Regions from separate parts of the Homo sapiens genome. Here region 1 is linked to region 2. The links are chromatin loops, found by intact Hi-C in ENCODE. Cell type or tissue: dorsolateral prefrontal cortex. All regions are shown on one strand. Each heading gives the region's core, and the rest is flanking DNA. Links, peaks and the distances in the headings are about the cores only.

Region 1 (15,217 bases), core at 6,914-10,913, 190 kb before region 2:
TTTTTTCCTCTTATAGGCCCTAATGGAGCCAAACACATCTTCAGGACCCAACATTTATTGAACACTTACTATGCACCAGGCATTGTAGAAGTACTTTAAGTTCACCTCCTCCTGAATCCTCTTTACCTTTTGGAAAGCGTGTGTCCCGAGAGTCACCGGAATCAAAAATACCTCTGTAGCCTAACCTCCCTCCCCCATAAAATGCAGTAGAGTATGACCAAAGATTCAAGTGAGCACTGAAGACCCTTAATGAGAATTTCTAAGAATGTGACAATAGGAGGACAATAAACTTCCCTGTAGATTTGGAGGCTGAACTTTTGGACTCTGTCTGACCTTAGGCTGTGTGCCTTTTATTTTCCTGCTTAATCAGTCTTCACTGATTATCTTGCTTCTGCAATGACTCAAGGTTATGTCAATTAGCTGTTTCCTAGCCTGGGTCTTCTGCCTAATTGTCAACTCAACTTAAGACAAAGATCTAAGCAGTGAGTTTATTCTTATTCCTCTCTGGAGTCAGAAACGGGTTATGGAGCTGCCTTCCTGGACCCAGAAGGGAAAAGCATTTCTCTCTGCTTTCTGGACAGGTAGGTCCATCTCTGGCACCCTTGATTTAGTAGATGTGGTTTGTATTCGCTCTTCCTCCCTGGCTCTGACCTTTACCCTCTCTCTTTGCCTGTGTCTCCCAAGGGCACCTAAAATCTGTCTTCCTAAGCATCTGGCATCTCCTGTGTCCATGGTCACTAGGGGCATCCTGGCCTCCCAAGCCTTCAACCTTGGAGTCACCTTTGACTGCTTCCTCTCTCAGACTGTTCCTTTCAGAATGGGCTGGCAATTCTATCTCTGGGATCTGACCTTCTCCAGCCAATGACACAGCCAAGCCTCCCACAGAGTCCAGGCTCTGATCTCCTCACATGCTGATTTCTGGAGCAGCCGCCTTCCTAGAGAGTGTTTTCACCTGCAGCCTCACCCCTCCTGGTACATTCTATAACCAACAGCTAGGCTAATTTTCTCTGAGTGCTATTTTGATTTTGTCACTCGTCCATTCAGAAATCGGCAGGAGCTCCCATTTGCCTCCTACCTTTAATTTAAACTCCTCAGCATGTGTTTGAAGACCTTTGTAAACTTACATTTAACTACCCTCATCTTCTGCAACCTTCTGGCTTCTCATCTTGGCTCATAGGACGTAGGTTGCTAGCTTTGGGGCACGGCTCTCCCCTTGCCCCTCCAAGTCCTGTCTATCCCTATTAAGACACGACAAAGATATTATGAGCAGGGACCTCACCAGGTTTGTTTGACATTATATTCCTATGTCCTGGCTTGTCACGTAATAGGTGCTCAATAAATATTTGTTGAATGAATGAATGTTAAAGACACATCTCTTTGAATAACACTCCTTGCATTAATCAACACACAATGAAAGACTTTGAGCTAAGTGTTTAGGTCACAAGATGAATAAGCTTCTTCTCAAGGAGCTTGCATTTTAGACCTAGAAACATATGCCGCATTTCCTTGATTATAAGATGGATTGAGGCCAGCCATGGTGGCTCATGCCTATAATCCCAGCACTTTGGGAAGCCAAGGCAGGCAGATCACTTGAGGTCAGGAGTTTGAGACCAGCCTGGCCAACATGGTGAAATTCTGTCGTTAGTAAAAATACCAAAATTAGCCAGGCTTGGTCGTGAGCACCTGTAATCCCAGTTACTGGGGAGGCTGAGGCAGGAGAATTGCTTGAACCTGGGAGGTGGAAGTTGGAGTGAGCTGAGATTGCACCACTGCACTCTAGCCCGGGGGACAGAGTAAGACTCCATCTCAAAAAAAAAAAAAAAGAAAAAAGAAAAAAGAAAGATGGATTGATTGTAAGATGCAGTGTTAACTTAAAAGGAGATTTTGGGGATAAAAAAAACTTAAAAGGAGATTTTGGGGATAAAAAAAGATTACCACTTTAATTATACACAATGAATGTTGAGCCTTCATTTCAGAAACTTTGAAATATGAAAAATACAATACATCATAGAATGGAAAAAATAAAGTGCTGCAATATGGGGCTTTGGTGCCGTAATAGAGGGATGTACAAGATTCAGGGGAAGGATCTTTTGTACTCTGTCTGAACTGGATCTTGATTGGTTTCCCAGGTAAGCTGGGGATGGAAGTAGACATCAGTAGGCTCTGAACACTCGCATTTCTACCTCTCAAAGCTGTGTGGCCTGAGACAAATGACTTAATCTCTTTTAACCAAGTTTCCCCTTCTGTGAAATGGAGATAATAATAGAACCTACCTAGTCTCCAGTAGCTGCCATTTACCAAGCAGCTACTATATACCCAGCCTGGGCCAAGTGCTTTATATGTATGTTATTTAATCTTCATTCGTAGAAAGGGTTAGCCTAATCCTGGCACATGGGAAGCACTCACCAAATAGATTGAATTAGTGGATATGAGTTTTGGTTGTTTTAGATGTGGTGTTCTACACCTGTTTGGTGTTCATTCACCCTTTTTCTGGTAACTCAGAATAGAATACCCTTTGGGGAAACATCTCTCCCACTGTCAGTCCATATTGGTGGGGCTGCTCCCTCTGCCCCTCCTTATGGGGCCCAAGGGTGGGTATGTGACCCCATCTTGGCCAATGAGACTGTTGAGTCTCCAGGCAGCAGTGATTGGTTCAGAGATGGTGCCTGACCACAGGCTGTTGGAACTAGGAAGAGGACGCTGCTGTCTGCTGGGGTTGGTAGATTAGTGGGAAGTGAGTCTGAAGCAGCAGAGGGCATCTTGTATGATATCCTGAGCACATGGCTAGTGGGAGGGCTGGCAGGAAGGAGATGGATCCTAACGGGGCATTCGGATTCAGCTGTACCGGTTCACCCCACGGCTTTTCAGGGAACGTTTCAGTTACTTGAGTCAATACATTTCCTTTTATATTTTTTGGCATAAACTTGTTTTGCTTGGAATGTTATACTTTACGCAAAAAGTCTTCTTTGACACAAAGAGAAATTATTCTTATTATAATTATATAATTTTTATAATGATACTTAGTGTGTTCTTGGAGGGTGAGAAGAAACTCAGTGTAACTGGAGCATAGGGGGGTGTGTGTGCAGAGCTGAGCCCATGTTAGGCACTTGAATATCTTAGCTACAGTAAGCTTAGCTACCCATGAACAGCCTATGGGTTAACTAATTGCGCAAGACTGGAAACATGTTCAGAGAAAGAGTGGGGCACCTGACGGTTATTGGAAGACTTCCGAAGAGGGAGGCTAGCTTGCTGGGTGGCTGAATTTTTTAGGACTTGGGAAATGTGAGAGTTGAGCCTGTTGGGAAGACTGTGCCCTGGCAAGGAGTAGGGGGGATGGTGCTGCAGGGAGCCAGTGAGCCATGCAGACAGAGGGCAACACAAATGTATGCAGGACAAAGGGAGTAAACGAGAGCGGAGGGAACACGGAGCAGGCAGACCAGTCTGGGAGCTAACACCAAGGACTTTGGGTCTAGCCTGGAAGTGGGGGCCAGGTCCTCCCTCCTCAGCAGCGCCTCACTACGGATGCACCATATTTTATTCTGTGAAGCAGGATTGTCAAGCAGTTGCTTGTGTGCTTTCTTTGATCTTCTAATGTGTCTTTCACTCTTCTACATTAGAGTGTGAGCTCCCCGGTAGGAAGCAGTTCTGTCTTTTATTTTTGTGCCATTTTAGCATGGTGGTGGCTAATGCTCAGCCCCTGGAGTGGTCTGCCTGGGTTTAAGTCCTGGTCCAGCACTTGCCAGCCTTGACCCCTTGGGCAAATCACTCATTCTCTCGGTGTCTCAGTTTCTCATCTGTAAGATGGGAATACTAAGAGTATCTTTCTCAGAGAGGTGCTGGGAACATTAAATGAGCCAGTACCTAGCACGTAGTAAGGCTATATAGTGTAAGCTATTCATTATTGTTATTATTATTTCCACCGTACAATGTTCATTGGAGAATATTAAATTTTTCAAAAGAGGAAGCCCCGGCAGAATGGTGAAGTGCCTTGCCTAAGGCATTAACTGATTGGGGGAGGATAAGTACATTTTTGCAGTCCAGGGAGGAACCTTAACATCTCTAACCAAAACCTAGCTTGAGGGTGTTTGTGGGGGGATTTGGTTTTTCTCTTGATCCCCCTGCCTATTCAATCCTTTGGAGTTCCATCACTGACATCACCTGTCTGGGGGCTGCTGGTGGGGCAGAGGCCCTGATTGGCATAGCAGTGAAATGCCCCCTGGCTGTGGTCTTGGCTTGAGTTTCCTCTCCTTCTCAGGCTGCTTTTATTTGGAATACCAGGAGCATCTGTTTGCAGGGTTTCCAGCACTCCTGGGCTCTCATAGCAATGGGGTCTTACTGATATACGGTCCCTCGTTACTACATGGAAAGACGATTTACCTAACAGATGGGCTCTTTTGAATATTTATGTCAGGACACATCTGTTCTGGGCTTGAAAGTTTAATAAAGCTTTTCATTTTCTGAAGCGCTTGTGAAGCCTGTCTGTGGTGAGCTGACAGCCCCCCTGGGTCAGCTCCTCTGTGGTGACTCTGGGGCATGGGGTCCAGCTTGGGTCACCCCATTTGGCAGGCAGCCACACTCTCCAAACCCCTCCTCCCTCTCTGTGGCAAAGGACAGCGGGGCTGAGGGGCCAGAGACAGTTGGTGGGGTGCTAACTCAGTGGACCAGTTGAACATGTCCACAGAGAGGAAAGTAGCAACAGTTATTTGCAAAGGGGAAAGTGTTTTCTTGCACTTTGTTTGTCCTTGGGAAGACAGGTTCTCTGTGATTGGGTAAATGATGGAGCAGCCTCGCCCTGTCTAGGTCTTTGCCCCTATAGCATACTGGGGTTCCTGGGGGTGTCTACATGGATGTGTAGAAAGAGGGCTTGGACAACAACACTCTCAAAGCTGGGATGTCCGAGGAGTATGCCTTGAGTACCTCAGCTTCTTAGTTCTTGCAGCCCATTTGGTCCTCTCCTGACCTTGGTGGCATTCTCTAATGGCTCCACCCACAAAGGCCCTGTTCCAGTCCAAACAGGCCCCCAAGAAAGAATAATAAAGGAATATCAAAACATGCCATGCAAACATGCATTGAATTCTTACCTGTGCCCAGCACTGTGCTAAACTTTTTATCTTTATTATCATTCTGGTTATCACCGCAACACCAAGGTAAGAACTCTTATTACCTCAATTTTCCAGATGAAGGAATTGAGGCACAGAGAATTTAATTGACTTGCCTAAAGTCACACAATTACTAAGTGGGGCAGCCAGGATTTGAACCCAGGCCATCTTACACCAGAATCTAAAGTGTCAATGCTTTATTGGCTACTGATTGGAATCTGTCAGCCAGTATTTTCTAAAATGTGTTTTTTGGAATGTAAGGTGCCATGATCAGGTAACTCCAAATGCTATTTCTCTTCAAGTGAATTTAAAATACACATCAATCTCATAAAGGCTCTGAGGAGTTCTGCTGTAAAGAAACTTTGCATAATGATGTTTTCAGAATTTCTTTGAGCACACAAATTTCTTTTCCTTAATACCAATTAACAAAGCTACTTTGGGAAACGTTATTGAAAATGAGTGTTGGCTTAAAGTCTTCTCTCTCCAAGGTACACTTGCTCGGAACGAAGTTCAAAACTTTAAGTCTGAGAAAGCAGGAGGATGGGAGTGGGTAGAAATCATATTGATGGATTTTAAGTATCATTAGGTAGAGAGAATTTTCTTAAGGGGGAAACTTTAAAAAGCACTGGATTACTGTGTACATACATTTTTAATTTTTATTTTAAAACTGTTTTAAGCTTACAGAAATTTGCAGAAATAGTACAAAGAACTCCTGTACATCCTTTGCCCTGAGACCCCACTCAAGTTTTGCCGATGTCCCAGAGACATCCTTTATAGCAGTGGATCCGTGCCGGGGTCACAGGTAGCACTCAGTCATTGTGTCCCTCTAGGCTCTTTCAATCTGGAACTGTTCCTCTGTTTTTCTTTGACTTTTATGACTCTGAAAATTCTGAAGTAAACAGGAAAGTTATTATGTAGAATGTCCCTCAATTTGTGTTGGTTCCTTGTTTCCTCTTGATGAGACCAAAGTTATGTATTTTGAGTCAAAATATCAGGAATGGTGGGTTCTTTCCATTGAAATCTATGGGTGGTAGGTACACGATGTGGATTTGACCCGCTACTGGTAGTATTAACTTTGATCCCTTGACTAAAATGGTGTCTGCAGATTTCTCTGCTGTAAAGATACCATCCTCCCACCTTGGCATTTAATACATGTCTTGTGGGAGGTATTTTGATACTGTGTAAAATCCCATCTCTCTCTCCACCTTAAACCATTAGTTTAGCCTCGCTTGATGTTTCCTGCCTGAATTAATTGTTATTATGGTGGTTGTCAAGTGGTGAATTTCTAATGTCGTGGCTCCTTCTGCATTTAGTAGTTGTCTTTCTACTACAAAGAAAAGCTTTCCTTCTCCCCATTTATTTATTCATATAAAAATATCTATCTATGTATAGATTTATGGATTTCAATTTTATTCAATGGCTATAATCTGTTAGTATGATAATTTATTTTGATGCTCTAAGTTTTCCAGATTTGGCCATTGGGAGCCCATCCAAACTGGCTCCTATATTTCTGACACGTCCCCATCATTCTTGAAGCACTTCCTTACTTTTTGGCAGCACTAGATGTTCCAGGCTCATCTTCCACTTTCTCTGCCCCAGCCCTGGAATCAATGATTTCTCCAAGAAGCCCTGGCTTCTTTTAGTGAAGAATTATATTTAGAAATGAAGATTCGGGTAATAGATGTGCTCATTGCTAGTGGGATGTCACTGCTCTCGGGCCCTATCGATGGGTAGAGGTAGGGAGTTACACATTATATAATATATATAAACTAACATCTATATTTCATATAATATAGACATAATCTGTTTCTATATATTGAACTCCATGAATTCATACCGATGCTTCCAATTCCAATCCAACATCAGGAGGTACATTCTAGTTTTCTTCCTTTCTATATTTGTACCTTCCTTTTTGATTGTAAGAAAGCTGGCTCTTAGCTCAGTCTCCCTCTACATAGTTAATCCCTCAGTTCCCTGATTCCTGCCTCCCTTGCGTGTGGGCCCTGACACCAGGGTGTGTCTGCATCTCCCAGGGCCACTATCTCATTTAGGCCTGCCTAATGGTGCTTTGATGAAAAAAGGAAAAAAAGAAGGAAGAAGGGAGGGAGGAAGTCAGGTAGGGAAAGGGGAAAGAAGGAAGGAAGCTAATAAAGGAAAAGAGAGGAATAGAATGGGAGGAGAGCTATATGGATTTTGAAACTTGATTTTTATATTCAAGATGAAAAAATTGGGGTTTGTGGTAAAGTCATTATCCTTTGATACTCTGAGATATTCATTTATTGTAGTCTTAGTATTCCCATGGGCAGAACTGAGACCAATAAGTAGAAATTAATGGGTGGCATATTTCACCCTAGTATCAAAAATATTATCTAGTCAGACTTACTCAACGATAGAATGGTCTTGGTTGCAAAGAAATGAGCTCCCTGTCAAGAGATGAGTTCATTTAGGCACCATAGGACCATCAGCCAGAGTGACATTGCATTGGGAAAGAAGTTGGTTAAACGTCCATAGTTCTATGTTGAGGTGGTAATAGTGGCATAGCTGGAGGCCAGCATTTGATCAGGCTACCCAAGGAGCAGTGACACCAAACACCCCTATGGGTGGCTAAGGAGGCAGCCAGACAGCAGTGAGGGGGTCTCCCAGAGTCCTCTGGGGATGCAGCCCCGGAGCTGCACAGCACAAGCTGCACCTACGTGAAGAGCTATGTGTGTATTTGCAGGATGAATTTGCATCTCGAGATGAAACATAGCTCCAGATTGAGACAGCTCTTAGTTCCAGTGCCAACAATCTAATGTTGGCTTCAAAGGAGAAACTAAAAATGTTCTTCTTGGAGCAAGTTCTGGCCCTTATATTTCTTTTATTGTTCCCAAATGGACCACATACTGGGGCACCTTTGTGATTGCCTAACAACAGTAACCTGTCAAACACAACAAGCAAAGTCCTAAATGGTTTCTTCTCAGGAGCAAATCCCAGCATCAGATGTTTCCATTCTCTTGTCTCCTCATTTTTACAGCCCCCACCCAATCAATCTACCCAGAACTTTACCTTAAAGAAGCTGGAGTTTTGACATCTTTTCAAATGTTCAAACAAACTGAAGTCAGAAAGTTTTTTTTTTTTTTTTTTTTGAGATGGAGTCTTGCTCTGTTGACCAGGCTGGAGTGCAGTGGCACAATCTCAGCTCACTGCAACCTCTGCCTCCTAGGTTCAAGCGATTCTCCTGCCTCAGCCTCCCTAATAGCTGGGATTACAGGCGCCCACCACCACGTCCAGCTAATTTTTGTATTTTTTGTAGAGACGTGGTTTTGCCATGTTGGCCAGGCTGATCTCGAACTCCTGACCTCAGGCGATCCGCCCACCTCAGACTCCCAAAGTGCTGGGATTACAGGCATGAGCCACCCTGCCCAGCCCGAAAGTTCTATATAGTGCCAGAAAACATGCCATCAGCTGCCTGCCTCCAGCAACAGTTCAACAAGCATTTGTTGAGGGTCTTTCTTGTGCCCAGCTGCTATGCAAGAATGAAACAAGATATCCAGGGTCCCATTTCACAGAGGAAAAAACTGAGGCAGAATCACAAACAATAACAACTGGCAGCATCAGGCTGCATCTTCCCTTCTCACTTCCCACAGAGTGAAGTAGTTGCCTTGTTGCTGGGGAGGAATGGAGTGGGGCTTACCCACCTTCCCAAAGTAAAACTAAATGTCAGCTTTCATGACTGTCTTTTTTTTTTTTTTCTTTTGGGATGGAGTTTCACTCTTTTTGCCCAGGCTGGAGTGAAATGGCATGATCTCGGCTCACCACAACCTCTGCCTCCCAGGTTCAAGTGATTCTCCTGCCTCAGCCTCCTGAGTAGCTGGGATTACAGGCATGCGCCACCACACCTGGCTAATTTTGTATTTTTAGTAGAGATGGAGTTTCTCCAAGTTGGTCAGGCTGGTCTCAAACCCCCGACCTCAGGTGATCTATCTGCCTCGGCCTCCCAAAGTGCTGGGATTACAGGCATGAGCCACTGTGCCCGGCCTCATGACTGTCTTTTGTTTTCCCAATGAAGGGGCGGAAATCAGAACCATTTTGGACAGGCAGTCAAATCTTGACAACACCCTGCATCTGGACACTTCTTTAATACAAAGTCTGATGCTTGCTAGCTGGTTTGTCTTCACGTATATGTAAATGTTTATGTGCATATATATTTTTCAGTATCAAGTGTTTGTGCTTTGGATGCATTACTTGTAGGCGGGCAGCCATTTTAGTCACTGTGAATCCTGAAGAACAAGCTGTACCATCAGGGAATAGCAGTAATAGTGGCTGTTTATTGAGCAAATTGCTGCACGCTAGTTCGTATGTGCCTTGTCTCCTTAAACCTTCACAACGGCAGAATGAGGGGGGTTAATTTGCAGAGGAGGAAACTGAGGCACAGAGAGGTTGTCATGTATTTCACCCAAAGCCCCACAACTAGAAAGTGGGAGGGTCACGTTTTAAACTCAGACTTCTCTGACTCCGAAAGGGCAATGCCTACCATGCAACGCTGCCCCTTACAGAGCATTGTCCCCAAAGCCGGTGGCCAAATATTGGGAGCAGTTATAATGGGTGGCAATGGGCCACAAGGGGGCCCGAAGAAATAGGGTGCATAAGAGTTAAAAAAAAACTTCTGCCGGGGAGGTTTTTCATGTGTCTTTTCCAAAGGTCAGAGTTCAGATTTATGAGGTTGGAATATTCATGAGGTGCCGCAGTGTGCAATACCAGGGTACTAGGGAGACAATTTTCCCGTGGCATAAATTAACCTAAGGTGAGGGCTCCTCCGAACTAAGGTTCAGATATGGCAGATGTGATCAAAGCAACCACACAACCCACCTGGGAGGCTGGGGATTCACATCTCAAAATAGTAATTAATGATTTGGAACATGGCAGTGCCTATTTTCGTCCATCTGCCCAACCGTCTATCCATCCATCCATTTGTTATCAGCTATTTGCAAAACCTCCTACTGGAGCCAAAAGAGGTATACCAAAACCAAGCCAAACCAAACCAACCAAATGAATCCCTCATAAGTAGCTTTGGATCAAGTTGGGGAGAGATAGACATATGCAAGAATAGATAAACCGCAGGGCAAAGGTGTGTCTGATTAAGTATCAAAATGAGTGATCCAGATAGCAGATGTTCTGCAGGGACCCAGAAGAGGGAGGTCTTTGAGGATGTGGTGTGGCCGGTCTGGCCATGTCGGTTGCCTTCAGGGATTATTGTGGCACCCTTGAGACTGCCTGGAGTCCAGTTAGTTTCCATCTTGATACAAGATGAATGGAAAAATTGGATTTATGGTCTGCCCACTGCTGAGATACAGTTTGGGTCTCTTTAGACCTGTTTGGAAATGAGGTGCCACCTTTAATCTTAAATATCAGTTAGGTGGTTCCAAAAGATTGAAAGAAGATGAAACAAACAGGTATTCATTTGAGGAAGGACTGTTACTCTTCATTCCCTGGTTTGACTGCCAAAATATAATGAGAGTTTGTTTGTATGTCCAACCAAAGCCAGAAAACCCAGCTACAAAACCAGATCTCCAGCAGCTGACTCCCCTGGCTTTTATGACCTCAGGGGCTATGAGGTTGACAGTAGGGGACCCAGACACCGAGGAGGCCTTGAATGAGAGGTGCAGACATATGTGATATAATTAGGCAGCCTTTATGAGGCAAGCAGGGAGAAGTCATTAGGGCTGCTGTTTAACAAAGGGAAACTTCCTGCTCCCACCCCCCCGTTAAAGAGCTGCTTTTCAACTGTGTTGGGCTTCTTTGATCCCTGAAGTCTCCTGATGTTTTGCTCACATCCTGTCATGATATTTAATGATGCTTCATGTGTGCACCAGGAGCACGGCCCAACTTAGCATCATCTGGGGAAAGGCATTGTAACATGGCAAGGTTTTGATGTGATTCCTTGCATGGCCAGGTTAGTGAGGCGGCTATGCAGACACCAGTGAGTGTATTGATTCCACTTGGCAGTGGAATCCATTGAAAGGAATGATGGAGAGACCAAGATATTGCCAAGTTCTTCTGCAGTTCTTTATTTTGGGATCTATATATCAGCTGGTACACTGCTCAGGAGAAGAGAGAAGGAATTTGGTCTTGGACAGTCTTCTTTCAAAAGGCTGAAATGTTCTGGAGGAATGGGTCTCTGCCAACCTATGGTCATACACATGAACAGCTGCTAAAAGGAAGACGAATAGGCACTTAGGGACCACCCAGCCCATACCAGATATATGAATCCTACAAAATTCGTGGTAGGCACTGTTCGTGTATTCTGCTGTTTGCCTAAATACCTCTGGAGAAGAGGAACTTACCACCATAAGGCAGCACAGCTATTGTGCTTGTTCTGATGGCTTAAAAGCTCCTCTTCATTTAGTTGTTTCTTGCAGCTTCTAACTGGGCCAGAGTGCTGCACTTGGTGGCTACACAGAACTGGGCTCTTCTTGGTCAGAGTTCTTAAAAAACTCAAAGGCACTTGGGGAGTGTCCCCTGAGTATTCTCATTTCCAAGTAAGAACCCCTATTTCTGCTACTGTTCCTCCCATTCCCTGGTTTCTATACCCTTGTATCTGATGGTCCTTCTTGGAAGGTCCTGGTAGGACAACTTTACTACCCTTGTTCTTTAAATGCTGATTAACTTTGCTTTGGCCTTTTTGGTAGATATTAAGCCCAAATCTCTGAAATGGGGCAAGAATCTCAACATACAAAGGCAATAATTTGGATTTCCTGTAAAGTTCCAGAATGAATCCCAGTTCATATTCCAAGTGTTGGCATCTGTTAACATTTCTTTTCCCTTCTAGACTATTTGGATTAAAAGCGTATCAGGGGCTAACTGCTTGGACCTCTCTCTTTGGTGCTGTCACCCAGAGGACAGTCTGACTGCCTCCTAAGTGAACACACAGTGGATTGAAGCAATTGTTCCTAGCTGCCATGCAGTGGAGATGCCTCTCAGTCCATCCACTTCCATCCATCTGCATTGTTACCACCTTGTCCAGGCCCTGTCATTTCTCTCTTGGATCACAGCCAGAGCCTCCTAATCATCTCCCACACATATTCCTGACCCTTTCCAATCTGTTCTCTACACAGCCTCTGGAATATATATATTTTTAATTTTAAACATAAATTGCTAATAAAACCCAAACATGTTATCATGGCCTTCAAGGTCCTGCAAGATCTAGCCTCTGCTTACTTCTCCAGCATCATTTTGTACCTCTTTCCCCCCAACCCTGCGCTATCCACGTGGGCCACCTTTCAGGTCATTGGGCCCACTGGCTTCTTTCTTCCACACTGGGCTTTTACATGTTGTTCCCTTCACCTGGAATGTTCCCCTTTCCCATCTCCCTGCCTGGGTGCTTCCTTTGTATCTTCAGACCTTAAATATCATCAGCTTCCATACTGCATGCAGAGAAAAACCCTCTCATATCTCAGATTCCCTGTTATTATTATTTTTTTGTAGAGACAGGGTCTCACTATGTTGCCCAGGCTGGTCTAGAACTCCTGGGCTCAAGCGATCCTCCTACCTTAGCCTCCCAAAGTGCTGGGATTACAGGTGTGGGCCACTGGGACTGGCCCCCCTGTTATCATTGTCTGACCCTACATTATTTACTTTATAGAGCTGATCACAGCTTGTAATTATATATTTGTTGGTTTACTTGCTTATTTTCTGTCTCCCCTTGCCTCCCCCACTACTACCTCCCTCTAGATTCTAACTCTATCAGTTAGGGTCTCTCTGCTCTGGTCTCCTATTTATCCCCAGCCCGAAGCTTAGCTCCTGGTTCATGATGAAGATTCAATGTATAGTTGTGGTTGAATGAATAAGTGAATGGATGAATAAATGCAGTGGTATATTTGAGTGTTAGCTGTCCATCAACTTGAATACAAGATTTATTATTGAGTTAAAGCCCTTATATTTTAAGAGAAACTTTAAAAGACAAAACCAGTTTTGCTGAAATAATCATCCCTTTTGATTTCTTTATTCTCTGTGTCCCAGTAAAATGAAGTTTTATTAGAATCTCATCAACAATGTAAATGCAGGCCCCAATTACCCTGGTCAAATTACAGATCTTCCTCTTAGATTTATATCACTTTTATTTTTGACAGGCTGAGAATATTTTTTAAACAGCCCTTTCTTGAGTGCTTTAATGCCTCATCCAGATGAAAAAAGAAAAGAAAAAGAATTTGAGACTTTGAGCACCATTTCTCTAATTCCAAAACAAAGGATTCAGATGTCTTTATTTTTTAGGTAAATTTAATTTCCCTGCAATTCCACCCAAAATCGCACAGTGGAGAAAGATGATTGTAATCAATCCAATGCTTTCAGGTGTAACCTCTGAACTGGAAAATCTCTCAGTTTCTTAAGGCTGCTGTAACAAAGTACCACAAACTGGATGGCTAAAAACAACAAAGTATATTCTGTCACAGTTCTGGAGGCCAGAGTCAGAAATCAAGGTGTTGGCAGAGCTGGTTCCTTTGGAGGCTCTGATGGAAAATCTGTATCATGCCTTTCTCCCGGCTTCTGCTGGCTGCCGACAGCCCTTAGCATTCTTTGGCTTGTAGATGCATCACTCTCATCTCTGTCTTCATGTCTCCCTCTATTTCTTCTTATAAAGACAGCAATCATTGGATTTAGGGCCCAGCTTTCCAGAATGATCTTGAGATCCTTAATTTCATTACATCTGTAGCGACCCTATTTCCAAATAAGGTCATGCTCTCAATACCAGGAATTAGGACTTGGACATATTTTTTTTGGAGAACACAAAAAACTGCGTCATGAGATTCAGAGAGGCAAAATGACTTGCCCAAGACATATAGGTCCTTAATAATACAGTCAGAACCACAACAAATCTTTTGATCTTTGTACTCTACTACATTATATATTGTCTCTCAAAAGAATGCACTCTTTTGCTTCTAAGGCAGTTGTTTTATACATACATACACACATACAGATATGGTTTGGCTGTGTCCTCACCCAAATCTCATCTTGAATTATAGCTCCCAGAAGTCCCACGTGTTGTGGGAGGGATGCTCTGGGAGATAATTGAATCATGGGAGTGGTTTCCCCCACACTGTTCTCATGGTAGTGAATAAGTCTCACAAGATCTGATGGTTTTATAAGAGGTTTCCCTTTTTGCTTGGTTCTCATTCTCTCTTGTCTGCTGCAATGTAAGATGTGCCTTTCACCTTCTGCCACAATTGTGAGACCTCCTCAGCCATGCAGAACTGTGAGTCCATTAAACCTCTTTTTCTTTATAAATTACCTAGTCTTGGGTATGTCTTTATCAGCAGTGTGGTGGCTGCTGGCACCTCTTGGCATTCTTTGGAGAATACACTAATACAGTAAATATATATTCATATTTTATACACATACATATACATATATATTATATATATATATATATATATTTTCTCTATTAGAACCCCTTTGATCACCTGGAAATCAGCTGTACAAGCCCCTATAGGCCCAAACCACATTAGTCAATCTAGTCCAAATAATAAACTAGTTTGTGAAGATGATTTTTTTTTTCTGTTTGGGAAAGAAGATAAAGGATCACAAAATAAATTTCTTATTGAGCTGATTATATCTATCTGGCAAAACTATATTTGTTGACGATCAATGGCAGCCACTCAAGCCCCTGTTAATTATAATTTCCTCAACCTTGTCTTTGACTGTGCAGCCTAGAAGCATTTGATGCCTCTAGTTAGAGCCCAACAGGTAGCAGCCATGGTTGGAGTGGTTGTTTGGTCACAGGTGGGGCAGTGGCCTTTGGCCATGTTCTGCCCCAACACCCACCCTAGATAATGGTCAGACACAGTATACATGCCAATAAGTCCACCTAGGTTTTCACAGGATTCAAAGCATTTTGCAGGAAAATAAAGCAAATAGAACCACAACCATTTCCTTTTTCTCATTTTCTTTTCTGTTTTTGGTGGGGGAGGAGTGTGAAGAGACTTGATATTCATGAAAGCATTTTACAAGCATGTGAGTAATGAAATCCATGTTTTAAAGATGTAATGCATTTTACAGGCTCTCTTAATCTGCCCTTGCTTTCCTTCTTCCTTATAAAAAATTTAGTGGTGATTAAATTAAAAGAAAACGGAAGTCATAATAAA
Region 2 (15,217 bases), core at 6,010-10,009:
AAAAAAATATATGAAATCCAATTCCAGCATTCAAAAATAAAGTTTTATTGAAACACACCTATGCGCATGTGTTTATGTTTTGTTTATGGCTGATTTGCACTATCGTGGTGGAGTTGAGTCATTGTGACAGAGACCATATGGCCTAAAAGCAAAAGATATTTACTATCTGCCACTTTATGGAAAAAGTTAGTGATCTCTGGTCTAGAGCACTGAAGTGAGAATTAGAGTTCCTTGGTTCTGGGGTGTTATGGAAGCACAGTGCTAGAATGTTTTGTTGTTGTTCATTTCGGCAGCAAGATGACTATAGTTATGTCAAGGTTCTAAGGGCAAGAAACAGTGCTGAAAAAGATTATAAATTGCAGGTCTTCTGGTTTTTGCAATAATGTGAATTTGACATCTTGAAATCCTGCTAAAAAACAGCCTCATGAAATAGAAATAAACCACTCTTTAAATGCATGGCTGAACTGGAAAAAATTAAGGGTAATTTTCAGAGGCATCAAACAAGGTAGAAACACAAGCCCAGATGGCTGAGTGTGCACCAAAGTTGGCAGTTGGCTTAAGGGAATTTTCTGATCCCTGGTGATCACTTGGGGAAACAGGAGACAGTGCCCTGGGCTAATGCACAGCAGGGAGTTGGATTGTCAGTCCCTCACAGTAACACCAGGACAACATCCTGAAGGACAACATCGTTACTGAAAGGCTGACCTAGAAAATAAAGGCACACAAGGAGAGATAAGAAAGAAACTTGCTATCTTGGCCTTTGGTTCAGAATAAGGAAAAAATCTTCCCCTGATAATTCATAACACAAACTAGCCCTTATGCAGATTTGGGGCCTGGATGCACACAAAGTATAAGGGTGATCCAAGAATTTAGTTTAAAGTAGTTTCAAGTTGATAGTGCCCCTAGGTACCTGGCAGTAGCAAATACCTATCCTCTCTGGAGGAATAAACCACCCAACATGTGGCTTATATAATTCCCACACATAAAGTTCCAATAGGCATGAACTCACACATGGATATACACACAAATAACAAAACACATGAGGAACTAAGAAACCATGAGTGAAGTCAGAACAGATAACAAACAGCAGAAGTGGTCTTACACAGGGTTCAGACAAAGGAACTATCAGATATAGAATATAAAATAGCCATGTTTTATAAATTTAAAGAAATAAAAGAGTAAGTCAAAAGTATGAGTAAAAACAGGAGACCATTCAAAATGACCAACAGATTTGGAAAAGGATAAAATAGAACTTCTAGAAACACACACACAAAATAATTAAAATAGTGCAATGTCAATTTAATCCACTGTCCGACCTTTCAGGAGAACAAGTGACTACCCTAGATGGGTGGTATAGGTGGATACAAGATAGTTTAACAATGACCTGTAGAGAGCTCTGAAGGACAGGCTGAGGAGTTTGGAACTTATTCTGTATGCCCTGAGGAGCCTCTGACATCTCTTGATCAGGATTGGTCACAGGAAGATTCAGGTCCCATCATGTTTAACCCCAAGCCTAGCATCTTTCAGAGAACGCAGATATGTACTTCCTTAACAGAGTCAGGGGCGGGCACAGTAGCTCTCACTTGTAATCCCAGAACTTTAGGAGGCTGAGGCAGGTGGGTCGCTTGAGCCTAGGAGTTCAAGACCAGCCTGGGCAACACGGTGAAACCCTGTCTCTACAAAAAATACAAAAATTAGCTAGGCATGGTGGTGTGCACCTGTTGTCCCAGCTGCTCAGGAGGCTGAGGCAGGAGGATCACTTAAGCCCAGGAGGTGGAGGTTGCAGTGAGCCAAGTTCGGGCTACTGCACTCCAGCCTAGGCAACAGAGTGAGATCCTGTCTCACAACAAAAAAAAAAAAAAAAAAAAGAAGAAGAAAAGAAAAATAAAAGAAAAAAAGAGAGAGGAGAGAGAGAGAGTCTCAAGAACTGAAATGTTGCAACTCAGTTGCAGGGTGAAAATAAGGGGCATGGTGTGCAAATGGCAAGTTCAATCCTATCATCAAATGGACAAACTGACACATTAATGTATGTGTTATTGATGTAAGCATGACCACCAATAGGCAGGAAAATGAAACGCAAAAGAAGTCCAAAAGAAAGATGGTGGGCTGAGATAGAGAAATTTTGCAGGCAAATGGGAGTTGTGGCAGGGTGAGTAGGCAGGTAAGTTAACAATGAGTAGAAATAAAGATGGGAAGGAAAACAGTCAAGAATGAAAACACAAAAAGGTAAGTAGTTGCTGATTTAACCTCAGCACATATAGTATCAGCATGTTATGCTCTGAATGTTGGTGTCCCCCTGCAAATTCATGTGCTGGAACTTAATCTCCAATGAGATAGAACTAAAAGATGGAGCCTTTAGGAGGTGATTAGATGAGAAGCATGGAGCGCTTGTGAATAGGATGCCTGCACTTGTAAAAGAGGCTTGAGGGAGCCCACTTGCTTCTTCCACCAAGCGAGGACGCAGCAAGGAAGAGCCATCTTGGAAGCAGAGTGCAGCCCCCAGCAGACACTGAATCTGCTGCTACCTTGACTTTGGATTTCCCATTCTCCAGAACTGTGAGCAGTAAATTTCTATTGTTTGTAAATTACCCAGTCTAAGGCATTTTGTTATAGCAGCTGAAGAGATTAAGACACAGCACCAGGGCGTTATCAGTAAACCAATCAATGTGGATCCTAGGGCATATGTAGCTGAGAGGGAGAGAATTTTCTCTCATTCTGAAGACCAAGGCCTTTATTTTGTAATCATTCCTAAAATTCTTTGTTAGTATTATTTCCCTAAGACACTCATCTTTCAAAATTACACAATAACCCTGCTTTGTACACTTATTGCTTTGTTTGATATTGTTACTCTTGACACGGCAGCACCCCCTGCCCTCTCAACACTCTGCCTCTACCTTCTGAAGCCTAACTTTTTCAAAAATTTCCCAGACAGCTCTGAGGAGAGTCTCTGATTCTGCTTACATTCTGTTTTCTGCCTGATCTTCATAGGTTAATCTCACTGCGAGATGGCATGCAATTAATGAGACTTATTATGTTAATGAACACACCAGTTATTATTTAATAATTATGTTAGCGATAAAAACAATTATGGGTTAATTGTTACAATTACTATTAAAATAACAAACTGAAGGTTTAATTTATGTCTACAGTTCAATTAAAAAGAAATTTAAACAGAATTGTGAGCAGATGACTGATATATAGGAGACAAAGAATTTATACATGTAAAAGTTAACAGCTTTCAACCTCAACCAACAGACGTGACACAAGAAAGATGTGGATGCTGAGAGACTTGGTGAAGAGTAATCTTAGGCATTTCCTAAGAAAAGCAAAACTGCTAGAAAAACATCTCAGTTTGGAAGAACATCAGTGGATAAGATATTGGGACTTATGACTGATTATAGTGTCAAAGTCAAGAAGGTATCAACACAGGACACAAGCCATAACCAGGTCAGGTGAGCTGTCTTCTTGGTCACCAAATAGCCATTGACTTTTGGAAGTTCATCTTACTCTCTTGAATAAGAAATGAGTATTTGTAGAGGCGTTGCTTCCCGGACATCAAAGTAACCTTTACTAGAGTCGGCCTCTGTATCAATGAATTGTGTGTGTGTGGGTACATGTGTACATGCATGTACATAGGCACAGGCAGGCAGACTTCTATGATTAGTCCATTTGCAATGAGGATTCTTTGCCCATAAATCATTTATCTTAAAATCTCCTTCTTGAGATAATGCATTGCAAAAACTACTTGTTAATGGCAAATCAGGCTATGAGGACATATATGGATTTGTGGAGAGAATGTCATGATCATAAGCCATATCTGCATTTCTGCATCTTCTTTATTATTATTTTAAAATGTAATCTTTTTAAAAATATGTCGCTTGAACTTAATTAGTTTCCTTCTTTTTCTTTGGCTTGGATTCATAGACTATTCTTCTGGGAGGGAACCTAGAGCTCAGCTAGTCCAATCCACTCGTTTTCCAGATGAGAAAACCCAGGACCTGAAAGAGAAAGTTATTTGCCCAAAGTTATCAGGTCAATTTGTGGCAGATTTGGAACTAAAATTCCAGCCTTTCTACTTCTCAGACACGATCTCTACTCTATCCTTTCCAGGACTCATCATCAAGTATGTCATAAATAATGATATCATTTTATAGTTGTAAAAAATTGTACAGTTTTTAAAACACTTTCATATATATCATCTCACTGGACCCTCGTAACACCCAATGAGATAAACTCAGACATTTTTATCTGTATTTTAAATAGATGAGAATCCTGAAATGTACTAGTCTGAGGTCACATGCTAAGTCAATGTTAGAAGTGTTACCGAAAGCCAGTCTTGCCATTTCTGGCTTATGCTCTTGCATTGCTCCAAGAAACAGGAAAACAAGGGCTGAGATAATAGGGATTTATTAAAAAAAAAAACAACAACTCGGAAACTACTTTAAGTTTCCTTTGTAAATATTTTTTCAAAATATCAACCCATCACATCTGAAGAATTTCCCCCTTGGCATGTTCTGCACGAATCCTACAGAGTCTGTGTGGCAGTGGGGAGAGCCAGACAGACATTTGAGCTGTGAAGAGCACGAATCTTATGAACTTTTCATGTACTGTTTAGGGTCAGCAATCCCAGTCTAGTGTTGCTAAGCAGTGCCACTCATGAAGCCCAAAGCCCTACCACCTCTATAGGTATTAAAGAAAGAATGCTAAAAAGGTAAGAATTTAGAAGAATAAGAATGGAAGAAATGACCTAGGAGACAGGGGTAAAAGGAGAAGATGGAACAGTGGTGATGGGTATTATACCAGCTGCCATTGCTTGAAAGTCTACTGGAGTGTTGGGGGTGGGAGATAACCCCTGACAGGAAGAGAGAGGAGTAGAAGGACTATGGTAATGAGGACTGATCAGAAGAAAGGGGTGTTTGATATTGGGATAAAGCTGGGGGTTTTATATTAATAATCGTAGTAATAAAGTTAATGGCCCCTAAAATAGAAGAAACACCTGCCAAGTGGAGTGAGAAGATGGTTAGATCCACAGGAGGCTCCTGCATGTATTAGGTTCCCTGCTAAAGAGGGATAAACTGTTCAGCTGGTCCCAGCACCAGCTTCTACTATTGAGGATGCAAGTAGGAGTAGGAAAATGGTGGGGAGGAGTCAGAAGCTCATATTATTTATCTGGGGAAATGCCATATTGCGTGCACCAATTATCAGAGGGACTAGCCAGTTACCAAATCCTCCAATTATGATTGGTGTCACCATAGAGAAAATAATGATGAATGCGTGGGTGGTAACAATAACATTGTAAATCTGATCAGTGTCAGAGGCTCTGAGTTGGCATTTAGAATCACCCCTTTCTCCAGCTCTTAATTGACCTATGTCCTTGCTCCATTTGGGATGGCCTAAGGTAGTAGCCAATATGAGTGAACCTTTCACTTAGGTTTTTTCAGGTCCCGTAGACATGGCCAAAATTAATGAAAACAGCTGATAGCTATTAAGAGGAGCTTATAACAACAAAGCTAACATTTATTGAGAGTCTTCTATGTGCCAGGCTCTGTTCTAAGACTTGTATGCATTTGAGCTCTTTGAATTCTCACAGCTCTATAAAGTAATTTCCTTTTATGGATGAGAAAAATTGATGCACAAAGAAGTGAATTATCTTGTTCAAGGTCACACAACTAATAAGTGGCACAGTTGGGATTCAAACCAGGGCCCTTGGGATCAGTCATTATGCTGTATAGATAAACCCTGAGTAAATATTAAATGATTCCAGCAAGGACTGAGTCCTCAGCCTCTCTAGTGCCATGGAGGCTTCTAGGCATGCTGCTGTGTTCCTTGCTCAAGGTGCAAACTGCATGCAAATAAGTGAAACAGGGTAGAATAAGCCCTCTGTGGTCTGACTTTGTAGACTGGTGATTCCATACCCAATATGTTAGTCTCCTAAAAGCCTGTAAAAACCAGTTAGCAGAAGGTTAGGCAAACCACAAGCTCACAAAGGAGTACTTCTTCCTGTGATTTAGAATATGCCAGTCTCAATGGACTTGAGCTCAAGAGTGTGGATGTGGCATTTCCAAGCCCTCCTTCACCAGTGAGTTCCAGGGATATATGGTATTCAGCCTTTCAATGAAGGTAGAGGGAGAATCAGTCCTGAGAGGTGTTAGAGTCAGGCCAGGGTTACTGGCAGCTTTCTGTGAAGGAGGAAAAATAAATTAGGAACAAAAGTAATTCTCTGTCTTCATTGATTTCAGAAGCTGTTTATTTACAAGTGTCATGCAATTTTCCTTCTCCTTTGCAACAAATTTATCACTGGTGGAGGGAAAAGATTTGCTCAGTGGTGGCTCCAAGAGTCTTGAGGAGCTTAGAGCTGCCAAGATCAGGAAATGAAACACATACTTTTTGCTAAGGCAGTTTTTTTTTTCCCTCATCAGATCAGTGGTCATGCAGAGAAAAGGAACATTTGACAGGTACACAGGCAAATTTAGTGGCAAGAAAATAGCCATAGCCTCAAATGCATTGTAGCTTCTGATCAGAGCCACTTGAAATAGTCTGTTCAGTTAAAACAGGCCAACCTTCGGGTGTTGGATTCTGAGTTCCTGGCTTGAGAAAGGTTGAGTAGAATCTAGGTCATTGCTTCTGTGTAGCTATTATAAGGCATTATAGAACTCATGAATCCAATTAGAGTAGAGCAATAGGATTTAAAACAAGTAGGAATAAACTACCTTCAGGGTTAGAGCATGCAACATTTCCTTTGTTCTCCCAAGATGATTTGGCATTTTATAGATTACAGGTCTGTGATGATGCTGAATATCATTTGAACTTATCTAGTTATCCAACACTTTTAGAAGACATGGGGAGGAGATAGCGTTTTACTCACCCCTGTGAAGCATTCCCAGTACTCATGCAGCCATTCTGTTTTTCACTTTCAGTATTGTATTCAATAAATTACATGAGGTACTCAACACTTTGTCATAAAATAGGTTTTGTGTTGGATGATTTTGCCTAACTGTGGGCTAATGTAAGCATTCTGAGCATACTTAAGGTGGGCTAGGCTAAGCTATAATGTTCATTAGGTGAAGTGTATTACATGCATTTTTAGCTTATGATATTTTCAACTTATGTTGGGTTTAATGGGATGTAAGTTGAGAAGCATCTGTATGTGTTTTTCAAATCCAAAGGGAGAAGATGTGAATGCTATCTGGCAAGTGCAGGCCATGATTACTAGCTGTACATATTAAAAACATTGAATAAGTTCCCGTTTCTTTTGAGTACAGCAAGCCATAAAGAGGGAGAAGGGCCCCCCTCTGCTTCCCCAACAGGGTTTCTCCCTACGGTTTTGTTTTTGAGTAACTTCAGCAAAAGAGAAGCTCCTTGCTGCAAAGCCTGGTGAGCTCCTGGGGAGGACGTTTGCTCCCTGCTTTCAAGTTGGCATGACATAACCAGCTGAATGGTGGCAGAGTCTCCACTCACCCCTGGACCTGGGCTCTGCCCTTGAAGTGTCCCGTTTGGGAGGTGCTACTAAGAGCTATTCAACCACTGGGGTGAAGGTGGGCGCTTGGAAAAATATGTCACAATCTAAGCATCGAAGGAGGAGCTTGGTGCTTAAAACAAAATTGAAGTATAACCAATCAGCAGTTGTTGTTGACTGTCAGGACCCTGGAGTTAGATGTGTATTTTTGTCCCATGCTAAAAGTAGATATCACCATTAGGGGAAGGCGAAGAGTCTGTAGGCAGTCTGCTTGTGATAGATCAAAGCAAGGAGCATCTCTCCATCAGAAAAAAGCTTTATGGAGCAGACGGTTTTAGGGTTCTTACTCTTTGAAGATTGTGTGGGAAGACTGACTTTCTGCAATACTGCAGGCTGGAGGTGGAGGTATCACACAGGGACATCTGGGCATCAGAACAGCTTTGTCTGCTCTGACAAGGATAAAGCCTTGGCTGATGCCAAATTTGGTTTAAGAACTGGGAGGATCTGAGGTTCCTATGCATCCCCGAAATGGAAGTGCACAGATTGCTACTGTCATGGCAATGTGAGCCTGAGCATAAATGGACAAGAATTCTGCTTTTTCCCCAAATCTGGCAGAAGGAGAAGCTGGGGTAGAGTGTCTGCCCTTGCTTCTGGTCCAGGAATTCTCCTCGTTGCCTCCTCTGGATTCCTGCCTACTTTAGCTGTGCCTGTGTGGCCTTCCTCTCACCATTTGTAATGCTGCAAATCATTTCTCCATTATAACCCTCTTCATTGTAAGATGGTGGGTGGGAGGGTAAGTTAGACCAAATATGGCAACTAAGTCTACTCAATTTTCTGAAATTTGAGTTCAACCAAGGTGTTATATAATGGCTAAACTGTAAATGAACCACCTTAAAAAAGATCTAATGAGTTAATTTGAGTCAGAATTAAGGTAGTACTGTTTTTAACTTTTTATTTTGACATACTTTCAGACTGAAGAGCAAAGTTGCAAGAATAGTACAAAGTTTTTTCAGATGCCTTTAATCCAGAGTCCCCCAGTGTTAACATTTTACCGCTTTTGTTTTCTCTCTCTTGCTTTTTCTGTCTATATTTTTTGACAAATTAAGAAAAAGTTGCAGGCAGATGGTTCTTTACTTGTGAATTCCTCAGGATGTATTTCCTAAAAATAAGAACATTCTCTTACACAACCACAGTACAATCAAAGTTATAAAATTAATATTAATGCAATACAATCAGTTGATCTGTAAACCTTACTCAGATTTTGCCAGTTGTTCTAATAATGTCCTTTAGAGTGTGTGTTGCATTCAGTTTTCATATCCCTTTGGCCCTCTCTGCTCTGGAACAGTTTACTAGTCTTCCTTCAAAGTAATACCTATTTACAAGCATCTAGAGTAAAGGAAAGAATCAAAATATTACTGAGGCCACCAGCTTTCCCTTAATTTTTGTAATAGAATTACACACTAACAGAATTTTTACTTGTGTACATGGTCACCCTCTTAAAGACTTCATTTGCAAGATGTGTCCATCACATTTCTCTGGATATGACCATGGGGCTAAAATCTTGGGCAGTTAAGAAGTGAGTAGAAGTAATGTGTACAACTTCTAGATCAAGTCCTTATAGGCAAAGAATGTGTTTTTCCTTTCTCCTATTTTTCATTTTTGCAGTATGTTATAGGATGTGCTGGTGGAAGCAGGAGTGCTCCTTGGAAAGGAGAATGATCAACAAGATATCTCTGATAATTGTGAAGGAATCCTAGCAGCCCTTGGCAGTCTTACCTAATCACCCCCACTCCTCTCAGTCTTCTCTAAAATTTAAGGACTTAAAACAAAACAAAACAAAACATAACTACCATGCCATTATCCCATTTAAGAAAATAAAGTTATTATTTAATATTATCAAATATTCATACCTTGTTTTCTTATTATTTACTTTTAAAAAGTTATATTTAATTTATTTAATTTTATTTCTGCGAAGACAGAGTCTCGCTCTGCCACCTAGGCTGGAGTGCAATGGGGCATGATCATGGCTCACTGCTGCCTCAACCTCCTGGGCTCAAGCAATCCTCCCACCTCAGCCTCCCAAGTGGCTGGGACTGCAGGTGCGTGCCACCACGCCTGGCTAATTATTGTATTTATTGTAAAGACGGGAACTAGTCTCCAACTCCTGCGCTCAAACAATCCACCTGCCTTGGCCTCCCAAAGTGTTGGGGTTCCAGTGTAAGCCATCATGCCTGGCTCTTTGTTTTTTTAAATGAGGAAAAAAAAAATTCTATCTTATATGCGTCATTATGATTTTGGGTTTCTTTCTCACAGCAGCTGTACCAGTAACCTGACCAATGCAATTGTGTAAGCCACCATTTAAGAAGTTGTTCAAATCTCTGGAAGTATTTTTACAAAAGGAGAAAGAGAACACCAAATTTTACAGTATAATAATATAACAATGAGGTGAAGTCATGTAAAAATTTTATATTGCTAATTTTATCAAGACTGAAAAATTTTGCCTCCTTTAGCCTTTTAATTAGCTTTTAAAAATCATTACATTTTTCTCATTTGCATTAATGTCAAAGTGTATTTTTTGTGAAATTACAAGGCAGTTTTTGTTATGCAAATTTAAAGTCTCCTTAGAGGAATTTTTGCTTTAAAGATCTGCCCCTGCAATTTTAGTATATTGGCATCAGGGGGCAGTGGAGTTGCATATGTTCTGAGCAGTCTAGCCTGCATTTCCACTGATGACATTAGTGTGAGTCCCTAAGCTAAACATTGGACAAAAATATGATATGCTTACTTAAAAAAAATGTGATACAAACTGAAGAAAATTGGCCTTACAGAAAATACAAACAAATCATATAATTTTCATGTGTTCTTTAGCATAATGAAGCTAAAACATGATCTTAATGTTAAACTAGCAAAAAGACTTTATTTCCCACTTTCTGATTCTCCTAGAACCATTCTCATTAACATCCCTTTTTCTTAATTGCATTTTTCAAGTAAGGGAGTTCTCTCTCTCTTGTAATCTAGACACGGTTAGTCTTCCTGGTTATCTAAAATGTCCTGAATTTAAACTTTTCTCTTTAGCTTCTTGCAAAAATTATTCTCTTATTCCTAAAATATTGAAGGAAAAGATTGTAAATGGTAGCTCTTTATTAAGATCTGTGTTTATCACTGGTTATACTACATATAGTATTTTGCCACTCAGAATTCTTTCAAAATTTTCCCCTCATATAAGTTAACAGAGTTTGGAAACCTATTGGACCTAATCTGCATACAATCGTTTTTTACTTTATTAACAGTCTTGTTTAGCATCTGGGTTACCAAAGGTAACACCACAAAGAAGACAGAAAATGGAAGTAAAGGGAACAATATTTGAATTAGTTTTTGTTACTTTCATAAAGATAAATCATCTCATGTGATTTGCTTTTTACCACCAATGGGGGCTACAAGAGAGAATGAGAAGGGAATTTTCTACATTTCCCAGTGAAGCTACAAAGAAGCCAGGAACACTTTGGTTCTAAAGCCGGGTGGGGGATAAGTCTGATGAAACTATGTTGCTTGATCTCTTTCCTGTGACTATGTCGCTGTATATGGCATTTAGGGGCATTTCCTCCCTGATGCATTTTATTTGGAATTACCAGTGTCATTTGAACTAGAAATAACCATTATAAATGTTAGGTACACAATTTATGATTTGGTGTTTTGAAATCATTGCATAAATTAGAAAATAAAATCTGTAGCTCTTTGTCCTACCCAGGGGCAAATATGTCCCTGGAAAGTTGCTTCCTGTTACAGGTAGATTTGGACCTAGAGTCCTGTCTAGCTCAGCGTGACCTGGATGTGAGACATAGAGTCAAAGGAGATCATTTTGGAGCTTTAAAATTTGACTTCTCCACTGGATTTTGGACTTGCATGGGCCCTGTAACCACTTTGTTTTGGCCACTTTCTCCCATTTGGAATGGCTGTATTTACCCAATATCTGTACCCCCATTGTATCTAGGAAGTAACTAGCTTGCTTTTGATTTTACAGGCTCATAGGTGGAAGGGACTTGCCTTGTCTCAGACGAGACTTTGGACTGTGGACTTTTAGGTTAATGCTGAAATGAGTTAAGACTCTGGGGGACTGTTGGGAAGGCATGATTGCTTTTGAAATGTGAGGACATGAGATTTGGAGGGGCTAGGGGTAGAATGGTATGGTTTGGTTATGTGTCCTCACCCAAATTTCTTCTTGAATTTTATTCCCATAATTCGCACATGTTGTGGGAGGGACCCGGTGGGAGATAATTTGAATCATGGGGGCGGTTCCCCCATACTGTTCTCGTGGTGGTGAATAAGTCTCATGAGATATGATGAGTTTATCAGGGGTTTCCGCTTTTGCATCTTCCTCATTTTCTCTTGCCACCACCATGTAAGAAGTGCCTTTCGCCCCCTGCCATGATTCTGAGGCTTCCCCAGCCATGTGGAACTGTAAGTCTAATTAAACCTCTTTTTCTTCCCAGTTTTGGGTATGTCTTTATCAGCAGTGGACTAATACACACACACACGTATATATGTATTAATGTAATTTGTAGCTTTATTTATATCAAGGAAATACATAAAAAATGTGACCCAAAATAAAATGAGCTATTTATTCATGAAATATTTATTGAGCACTTACTATACATCTGATGCTGTATTAAGTGATATGACATCAAAGATTTTAAAAATAAGATTTCTACTTCCATGGGGCTCACGGTCTCTTCCATGTAACACATACTTAAAAGGGTATAGAGTAGATTAATGAGAGACTTGAAATATTATTGAGGCTGTCAGTTTTCATTTAATTCTCATTTTTTAAAGGTATGAACCACTGAGCTATATAACACATGCTTAGTCTTTGTTAGAGCTTCTCTTTAATAAAAAGAAGAATTAAGGGAAAACTTCTTAAGTTTGGGACTGAGATTCAGCTAAAATGTGACTCAGACCCTAAAATGGGCAACTTTCTGGAAATAGCAAATCCACTTATAATAGGAAGCAGTTTTCCAGTGACATTTTTTGCCCCTGGGGAGGACAAATTTTGCAAGATTTCCCTACTTTGTTCCCCCCTCCCCACCCAAATTATTTTCCATATGTTAAAACATTCGGACCTCACAACAATGTGAGGCAGTAATGTTTCTATCCTCATTTTGTATATGAGAAAACTGGCATACAGTATGTATTAATAACTTATCCCAAGGTCACATAGCCAGTAAGTGCTAGCCAGGATCTAGACACAGACAGCTGGACTCCAGGATCTGTGCTTTTAACCACTTCTCTATATATTGATGGTCTTGAGTAAGGGGAGAGGGATGGGCTATCTATGACAAAAAACATATCCCTCATTTTGGAATTTCACTGCAATGCATCTAACATGAATTGAGAAATCAACATGACCCGGCAGTGGTTTAGCCACCGGGAACTCAGAGTCCTCAAGAACTTACCATGGAGTAGGGGAGATAGACATATCTACAAATAGCTATAGTGAAAGGCAGAAAGCAATCAGTGCCCTAAGAAGCTGATGCCTTGTCAGCACAAAGGAGGAAGGAAAGATATTTCTTCATGATTTTAGTGATTAGAAAATCTCACCTAGAGATAATTGTTGGTTTGAGTTCTGCTTGTTTTGGATAGAACTTTTGTTGCCCTTTTTATTCGGAATGGGCAATTCTTGGTTTTATTCCTGTTGGATGAGTTTTTTTTTTCCCCCGCCTATTATTTGGGAGTACTACCTATCAACAATCAGGAAATTTATAGATTTGTGCTTAGGCTGACACTTCTGTCTTCAGTCTGATGGTAACTTTATTCAGCAATCTTCTTTCAGCTCAGAGAGTTTCAGGGCACTCACCTAATTGTTGGGTGATTGTAAACTGGTTGATATTAACCATTGCTTAGCTCTTTTTGGGTGGAGGGAGCACCTTTCAGCTGGAGGCCCCAGACCTACCCCGGGACCAGGCACTCACATAATAGGCACTCAGAAGTAAATGTTCATGGAATGAATGAAATGCAAACAATTCACCCTGAGAATGAGGACCCCTCCCTATCTATTTATCATATTGCCTAGTCCAATACACTTTTGACATCCTACACTTTTAATGAGGACAGAAGCGGTTCATTAAATAAATTAACCATTAAGTTGAGAACATGAATGTCAATATAGACACAGGCTGTTAATTTGCTGATCACTGATGCGTCCAGTGCCCAAAGGACCTGAGACCTTGCACGTATTGAAACAGCAGGGGATTGGCACATGGCTGAGACAGACTGGGCCAATATGGAGCTCACACAATTCCACAGAATCATCCAAAATGAAATTCTCTTCCCCCTTGAAAAATGGATGCTCCTTGGCATCAGACTTTGAAAATATCTGTGATTAGGCCCTTCCGTTCCCCTTTGACTGTTTTATTTCCATTTTAAAATAGATTGTACTATTTCTTACTTGTAATTTGGCCTAATGTTGCCTTGAAATAAGAGGGCAATAAAGAAAAGGAGAAGAAATCTTTGATCATCTGTCATACTGTGGAAAATCTGACAGTGACTTCAATTAACAGATGAGACCCCAGAGAATTTCCTAGCCTGATCTTCCCCCAGTCCTCTGTCTAATTGAGTGGAGGAAAACAGCCTTCACTGGGACCTTGGATGGCTGCCGAATGAAGCCATCACGTTTCAGTGAGGCTCAAATCTCTGCCATGCTCCCGGCTTTTTTTGCATGCTGCTCTTGCCGGCTGCTGAAGCATAGCAGTCCAAGGATGATGGCATTAGTGAGGTGCGGTGAAAAAAGCACTGGAATGGAACACGGGAGAGTTGAGTTCCTGCCGGCTCTGCTGCAACCATCCTTGGGAGCTTGCAGGTGCTCGTTGCTCTTTCTGGCCCTCAGTTTCCATATTCGTACATGCTTGGATCAGAGTCTCTAGGGTCTCTTTCAATTCTGACATTTGGTGAGTCTTTCTTGCCATGGAGAAAATAGAAAGGAGCTTAAACAGGATAGGTTTGAAAGATCCTTGCTTGGCACATATAAAGTTGGTATCCTAGAAATGGAATTTTTAGAGTGTCTTTGGTAAATGTGAAGACAGGTGAGGCCAGAGGGAAGGATAGACTATGAGGATGGTTTTGGAAATGCATCTGAAAAACCTTCATTCTTCCCTCCCCTTCCCATGCCTGCCCATTCCCTACAAAACTACTAAAGGGATCATATCTGCTAAAATATGAATTCAGTTGCATATTTTTTCTTCTGAACTGTAAGTGCAACAAGGGCAGGGACCACATCTATCTTGTCCACTGAGGTATCCCTAGTGCTATGCCAGTATAAGGTCTTGCTCAGGGGGATGCTCCATTAATATTTGTTGAATGAGTGAATGCACGCATGCTTACAGCTTTTCAATGGTTAACCATAGATTTTAATTTCCAAGTTGAAACTCAATACTTTTATCCATAAATACCTTTGTGATTTTGCCCTAGTGACCTCTTTATATCCTCATTTTCTACAAGCCTCCTGAATGTATTCTTCCCTCCAACTATCCTGCATTATCTGCAATTCTCCTAGCTTGTCATGATGTTTTGCCCTCTGTGTCATTGTGCATGTTGCATTTTCCAGGAATATTTTTCTTCTAGTTTTCCTTCTGGTTCACTAGTTCATCAAAACTCACAACTCTCCACTACTCCTGAAAGCCTTTTTTTTTTTTTTTTTTTTTTGTAGAGACAGAGTCTTGCTCTGTTGCCCAGGCTGCAGTGCAATGGCATGATCTCTGCTCACTGCAA

The links. A loop is a pair of places that touch in the nucleus more often than their neighbours do. Peaks named below come from ENCODE experiments on the same cell type or tissue, not always from the same donor. Only the 100,000 strongest peaks of a DNase experiment are listed, where the experiment ranks them.
Region 1: a loop joins it to region 2, with 6 times the contacts of the local background. A loop is called at or near these places in 1 of 110 quality-filtered maps.

What each region holds. Positions count from the first base shown.
Region 1 is chr2:219,853,633-219,868,849 of GRCh38, forward strand. No RefSeq gene overlaps it. Among named protein-coding and RNA genes, the nearest start is that of LINC01803, 44 kb to the right of the region's middle. RefSeq lists an enhancer at 7,738-8,239. In dorsolateral prefrontal cortex, for the core only: no CTCF peak of the experiment used is centred there; no DNase peak of the experiment used is centred there; H3K27ac peaks cover 2,104 bases.
Region 2 is chr2:220,043,965-220,059,181 of GRCh38, forward strand. No RefSeq gene overlaps it. Among named protein-coding and RNA genes, the nearest start is that of MIR4268, 150 kb to the left of the region's middle. In dorsolateral prefrontal cortex, for the core only: no CTCF peak of the experiment used is centred there; a DNase peak (open chromatin) is centred at 7,971; H3K27ac peaks cover 2,354 bases.